2 separate regions of the Homo sapiens genome follow, and region 1 is linked to region 2. A link is an interaction called in ENCODE POLR2A ChIA-PET data of the cell type or tissue named here. Cell type or tissue: HepG2. All regions are shown on one strand. Links, peaks and the distances in the headings refer to the core of each region. The heading gives the core; the rest is flanking DNA.

Region 1 (2,909 bases), core at 181-2,680, 170 kb before region 2:
CAATAACTCCATGATTTCCTTGTGGTATTTAATGGGGGTTCCCCCAGAGGTTAGGAACGCTCTTTCTTTACATATTGCAGCATGGGCATGTAGGATTAGATAAGCATACTTGCTATCTGTATACACGTTTTTTCTTTTTTCCTTTCCCAGTTCTAAGGCTCGGGTAAGTGCCACTAGTTCTGCTAACTGGGTGCTGGTCCCTGGGGGAAGAGGTTTACTTTCAAGTACGGTTACATCACTAACTGTGGCATAACCTGCCCTTCGTATCCCATTTTCCACAAATGAACTTCCATCGGTATATAGGTTAAGGTCAGGATTAGCTAACGGGACTTCTAAGAGATCCTTTCAGGCGGCATAAGTCTGGACTACTACCTGTTGGCAGCCATGCTTGACCCGCTCCCTATCCTCTGGGAGAAAAGTGGCAGGGCTGAGGGCCACACATGTATGCACTTGAAGCACTGGTCACTCAAGGAGTAGTGCCTGGTATCTAAGCAGGTGGTTTTCTGATAGCCATAAACTTCCTTTGGCACCTAGTTTGCCATTTACATCATGAGTAGTCCAGACAGTGAGATCCTTTCCTTGTATTATTTTGATAGCCTCTGACACTAAGACAGCCACTGCCACAACTACCCCTAAACAGTTAGTCTAGCCTTTTGCTACTGTATCAGTTTCCTTAGGTATGCCACTGGTTGTGGAGTTGTCCCATGAGTCTGAGTAAGGACCCCAAGAGCTATTCCTGCTCTCTCTGTGACGTTTAAAGAAAAGTTTCGTCCTGTGGGAAGGCTTAAGGCTAGAGCTTGAGTTTGTTCCTTCCAATGCCCAGACTTCAGGGTTGATTCCCTCCCCAAGCAGGGGACAACAAATGGGTAACTTGTTCCCCATATTCATGTAGATAATAGCTCCAGCTTTGGCTAATATATCCCTCCCTAATAAGGGTGTGGGACTTTCAGGCATAACAAGAAAGGCATGTGAAAGGAGCAAAGTCTCCCAATTACAACTGAGGAGGTGGGAGAAATACCTGGTTACAGCCTGTCCCAGGATTCCTCGGATGGTAACAGACCTTGAGGACAGCTCCAAGACAGGAAATTAACACTGAGAAAGCCACGCCAGTGTCCAGGAGGAAGTCAATTTCCTGGCCCTCAATGGTTATACATACCCAGGACTCAGTGAGAGTGATGACATGAGCTGGTGCTTTCCCTGGGCACCCTCAGTCTTGTTGCATCATCTGGTTGGTGGCTTCTGTCCCAGAGAACCTTTGTCCTCTGGGGCAGTGTGTCTTCCAGTGATTGCCTCGGCATAGTGGACATGGGCGAGGGGGCAGCTTGTTTCTCATAGGACAATCTTTTTTTTAAAAAGTGTCCTTGTAAACCACACTGATAACAAGCCCTACCAGGTGATTGGCCTGCTCCATTCTCTGTCCCCTCTGAACCACCAAGGTTTGTTTGTCTGAGGGCCATGACTAAGTCTGCGGCCTTTCTATTATCTCACTTTTACTTTTGGGCCTGTCCATCTTGGTCCCTATTATAGAACACTGAGGTTGCCAGGTTTAATAATGCTTCCAGAGTTTGTTCAGGGCCCAGGGCTCGCTTTTGGAGCTTTCTCCTGATATCCACAGATGATTGGGTAATAAACTTGTCTTTTAGGATCAATTGACCCTCAAGTGAGTCGGGTGACAGGGGAGTGTATTTTCTTAAGGCCTCCCGTAGCTGCTCGTGGAAGGCAGAAGCATTTTCTTCCTTTCCCTGAGTTATGGTGGACATCATTGAATAATTCATGGGCTTTTTCCTAATACTCCTTAGTCCTTCTAGAACACAAGTCAGCAGATGTTTACGACTCCAGTCCCCATGATCTGAGTCGAGGTCCCAGTGGGGATCCATACTGACTTACTGACATACGGCTTGCTGACTAGTAAGGAATTTGTCCCTTTCTTCAACTGTCATTCTATCATTTACTGGACTAAGATACCAGGTATCTCCAAACTCTTGGGCTGCAGCTAAAGCCACATTCTTTTCATTAAAGGCCAGGGTTTGATCTAACACTAGCATGACATCTCTCCAAGTGAGATAGAAGGTTTGCCCTCGACCCTGTAGGACATCTGTATACCTATCAAGATCATCTGAAAGCTTCCCAAGGTCTGCCTTGATCTGCTTAAAATCAGAGAGGGAGAAGGGAACATGTACCTAGGTTGGGCCAAATTCCGCTCCCCCTACAGCTTGAAGGGGACATAACCGATAGCCCGGGAAGGGGGCGTTTGTGATCCTTTGGAGATTTCTTTGCTTATTTCCTTCTGGGCAGCGGACATTAGAGGAGGATTATCATTAATAGGAAGGGGAGCTATAGGGAGGCTAGGATATGGAGGTAAGCTGAGAGGTCCTCCTGTGGGATGTAAATTGCAAGCTTTGCATACTTGGGTATTCTCCTTCAATGAAAAGAAAACTTAGACATAAGGTATTTCACTCCATTTGCCTTCCCTCTTACAGAAAAGGTCAGGCTGCAGGATAGTACTGTAGTTTATACTTCCCTCAGGTGGCCATTTTTCCCCATCAGAGAGAGAAATTGGGGCCAGGCTGTAGTATAGAAAAAAATGAGCCACCTCTTTTTCAGGGTTTGTGGGTCAAATTGGTCCCAGTGGCTTAGGATGCATTTCAAGGGTGAGCCTGTTGATGCCTGAGTGTTTCCCATCTGAAAGACAAAACCGCCTGTGGTTTTGGTTTGTTTGTTTCTCCCCCTGCCCAAGAACCTGCAACGGTCCCTGGACCCTGCTGATCGGAATAGTTGTGCTCACCAATGCAGCAGCAGAAACACCTCTTGCCCAAGAACCTGCAACAGTCCCCGGACCCTGCTGATTGGAGTAGTTGTGCTCACCAACGCAGCAGCAGAAACAACCCCTGCCCAAGAACCCGCAACAG
Region 2 (2,909 bases), core at 236-2,735:
AGGAAACCCAGTTCCAGACTGAACTAGGAGAAAACCATGCACTCCTGTACCCTCTCTCTAAATAAATTATCTGTCCAGGCCCCGGCCAGGAGAGCCATGAGCCTTTCTATCACCTACTGACCTTACTTACCTTCCTCCGTGACCCTGCAGAGCCGGAGGAGCTGCGGCCCAGCTGACCGCCCGTGCCTGCACGGTCCAACCCTAGAAATGGCCATGTCTTGTGCCCAGGAGCAAAGGAAGTCCAGAAGGTACAGAGGTCAATAAGGGTAATTATTAAACACCTTTTTTTTTTTTTTTGCAATGAAGCTTAGATACGCCACACAAAAAAGGGGAGGGTCAGGAACACCAATTTCTCTCCAAAACCGTTTTTGTTTTGTTCATTTGTGTCTAGGTCAGATTATTTTTTTAAAACCAGATGGTCCCAAATCGTCTACACTTTTTACCTAAAGATAAAATAAATTATGCCTTCTTTTATCTTTGGGAATCAGAGGAGATAAACTTTGGAACCAATTCGCTAATTGCCTTAATAGGCTATATTTAAAACCCAAGTCAGGCAGCTCAAACAGGAACCGCTGTGTGTGCGTAACTCAGCTGTTGGTCAGTTTCCTCCCCGCCCAGGAATTTCCCCCAAGCCAAGGGCCTGCCTCTGGCTGAGCAGGTGAGAGCGGCTGAGCCCGTCCCACTCCTCTTTACCAGTGATGGGGCTTCACCACTTGGAATCACAAGCAGGCCTGAGGCAATGCAGGGCCTCGTGTCCTCCCTGCAGCTGCGGCCAAATGCCCATCAGGTTTGGCTGTGGTGCTGTTCACGTAGCCATGTCCTGGCTCATCACAAGGGACACAAAACCTTCCCCTTCGGGGAAACGGAGGGGGACAGGCAACACAAGGCCAGGAAGCTCCGGTCCGCATCCAGGGCTGCCAGGGTCTGGATCTCTCTGGGAGGGAGCAGAGGTTCTCCCGCACTGCGATTGGACCTAGGCTCAGGCGGCAGCCTCAGGGGTCAGCACGAAGCCCTTTCAGATAGGGAAGGAAGCACCTTATGAGACCTTATGAGACAGCCTGGCACAGCATAAGCACTGCATCTGAAGCATCGTAGCTGTTACCTTCAGCCAAAACTCTGGTAGCTTTGCCTTGGGCCAAACTTAACTGCATCCCAGATATCAGATGGAAGCAAAGGTCAGGGATGGAAGGAGCTGGGCCAGTCTCTGGGGGTCAGTTTGGGAGCAGTTTGGGGCAAGCAGACCTGAGAGAGGCACAGGTTTCTCTGAAAGCCGTCTGCAGAGCACAGGGACCCTTGTTGTCCCAGAGGCACGGTCCTGATTTAGAAGTTCGTCACCTCCCATCTTGGGAGGGCCCACCTGTTTACCTGCCTGCCATGCCCAGAGCCCTGAGCAGAGAGGCTAGTGGCAGGTCCTGCCACCCTAGACAGAACCTGCCCACCGGCTTGCTGGGGTCACTCCTCCTAATGTTGCAGCACTCATCATAGTACCTGGCACATCCATGTTTGCAAAACACCACAGAATACCCCCTGGGTCAAAAGTGCTCCTGGCAGGCTGACAGGAGACCACGTGAGGACATCAGGGTGGGGCAGTGGTCCCCCGCTGGGGCCAGACAGCCCTGCAACCTCACCCACTACCCACATGGGCTCAGGCAGCACTGCCAGGATCAGGGTCTGAACCTGCGACGCAGGGCGAGCAACAGGCGCCTCCTCACGGAACACACTGAACTTGCATGTTCCATGAATGTCCGGGACCAGCCCTCTGGTCTTCCTGGGCCTCTTCCAAGTGCCGAGTCTGGAACATCGGGATGTGAGGGTCCTTTGTTAAGTCAGAAACCTCCACTTCAGTTCATTTTGGGTCCACGGTGAGCATTTCTTAAGCCTGTTTCTTAAAGTTGTGTTTTTCACCGCAGTCCCACCCTCTCCCTCCCTTGAATACACAGAAAGTATTCAAGTAATTCTCATAAGCTCTTCCTCATGGAAAATAATACGGATTTCATTTAAAAAGCAAAATTTTCCTCAGTTCTTGAAGACCATTGGTTCATTGTGTATCCAGTGCTTCTGCCATGTGACTGAAGTTTCACCTCCCTGCTGTCAATTTTTTTTTTTTTAGATGGAGCCTCACTCTGTCGCCCAGGCTGGAGTGCAGTGGCACGATCTCAGCTCACTGCAACCTCTGCCTCCTGGGTTCAAGTGATTCTCCTGTCTCAGCCTCCTGAGTAGCTGGGATTACAGGCATCCACCACCATGCCTGGCTAATTTTTGTATTTTTAGTAGAGATGGGGTTTCACCATGTTGGCCAGGTTGGTCTTGAACTCCTGACCTCAAGTGATCCACCTGCCTCGGCCTCCCAAAGCGCAAATCCTACTGTCATTTTTACCATTTTATTTATTTATTTTTGAGACTTGCTGTGTCACCCAGGCTGGAGTGCAGTGTCATGATCTCAGCTCACTGCAACCTCCGCCTCCCAGGTTCAAGCGATTCTCCTCCCTCAGCCTCCCGAGTAGCTGGTACTACATGTGTGACAATATACCCGGCTAATTTTTGTATTTTTAGTAGAGACAGGGTTTCATCATGTTGGCCAGGCTGATCTTGAACTCCTGACCTCAAGTAATCCACCCGCTTCAGCCTCCCAAAGTGCTGGGATTACAGGTGTGAGCCACCACACCCGCCCAACCACTCTATTTCTTAAGTTTCTGCTAAAGACTCTTGACCTTCATTTTCAACCCGTGCTTTTTCCCTTCCGATTGCAAAAATGCTTGCAGTGTGAAGATCTTCACACCATCTACATTTTATCTTATATTTGGTGCACATTTGATTTCAGTTGGGGAGGGTAAAATGCTTCTCTCCACCCTTTTGGGTTCTTTGGTTGGGCTTCGAATTGAGACTAATGGGAGGAAAACTGTTTTAAT

The links. Peaks named below come from ENCODE experiments on the same cell type or tissue, not always from the same donor. Only the 100,000 strongest peaks of a DNase experiment are listed, where the experiment ranks them.
Region 1: POLR2A ChIA-PET joins it to region 2 with 5 read pairs; 4 of 35 experiments call an interaction of 5 or more read pairs at or near these places.

The regions. Positions count from the first base shown.
Region 1 is chr19:32,695,717-32,698,625 of GRCh38, forward strand. All of the region lies in intron 1 of NUDT19 (nudix hydrolase 19), which reads left to right. The region is part of intron 1 of LOC124904690 (a long non-coding RNA gene); the gene reads right to left. Among named protein-coding and RNA genes, the nearest start is that of NUDT19-DT, 4.9 kb to the left of the region's middle. In HepG2, for the core only: no CTCF peak of the experiment used is centred there; no DNase peak of the experiment used is centred there.
Region 2 is chr19:32,869,556-32,872,464 of GRCh38, forward strand. SLC7A9 (solute carrier family 7 member 9) reads right to left here and starts at 212. Exons shown (of 13, transcript NM_014270.5): 1 at 131-212. RefSeq lists enhancers at 517-1,039, 1,040-1,562. In HepG2, for the core only: a CTCF peak has its summit at 1,700; a DNase peak (open chromatin) is centred at 1,696; H3K4me3 peaks cover 1,477 bases.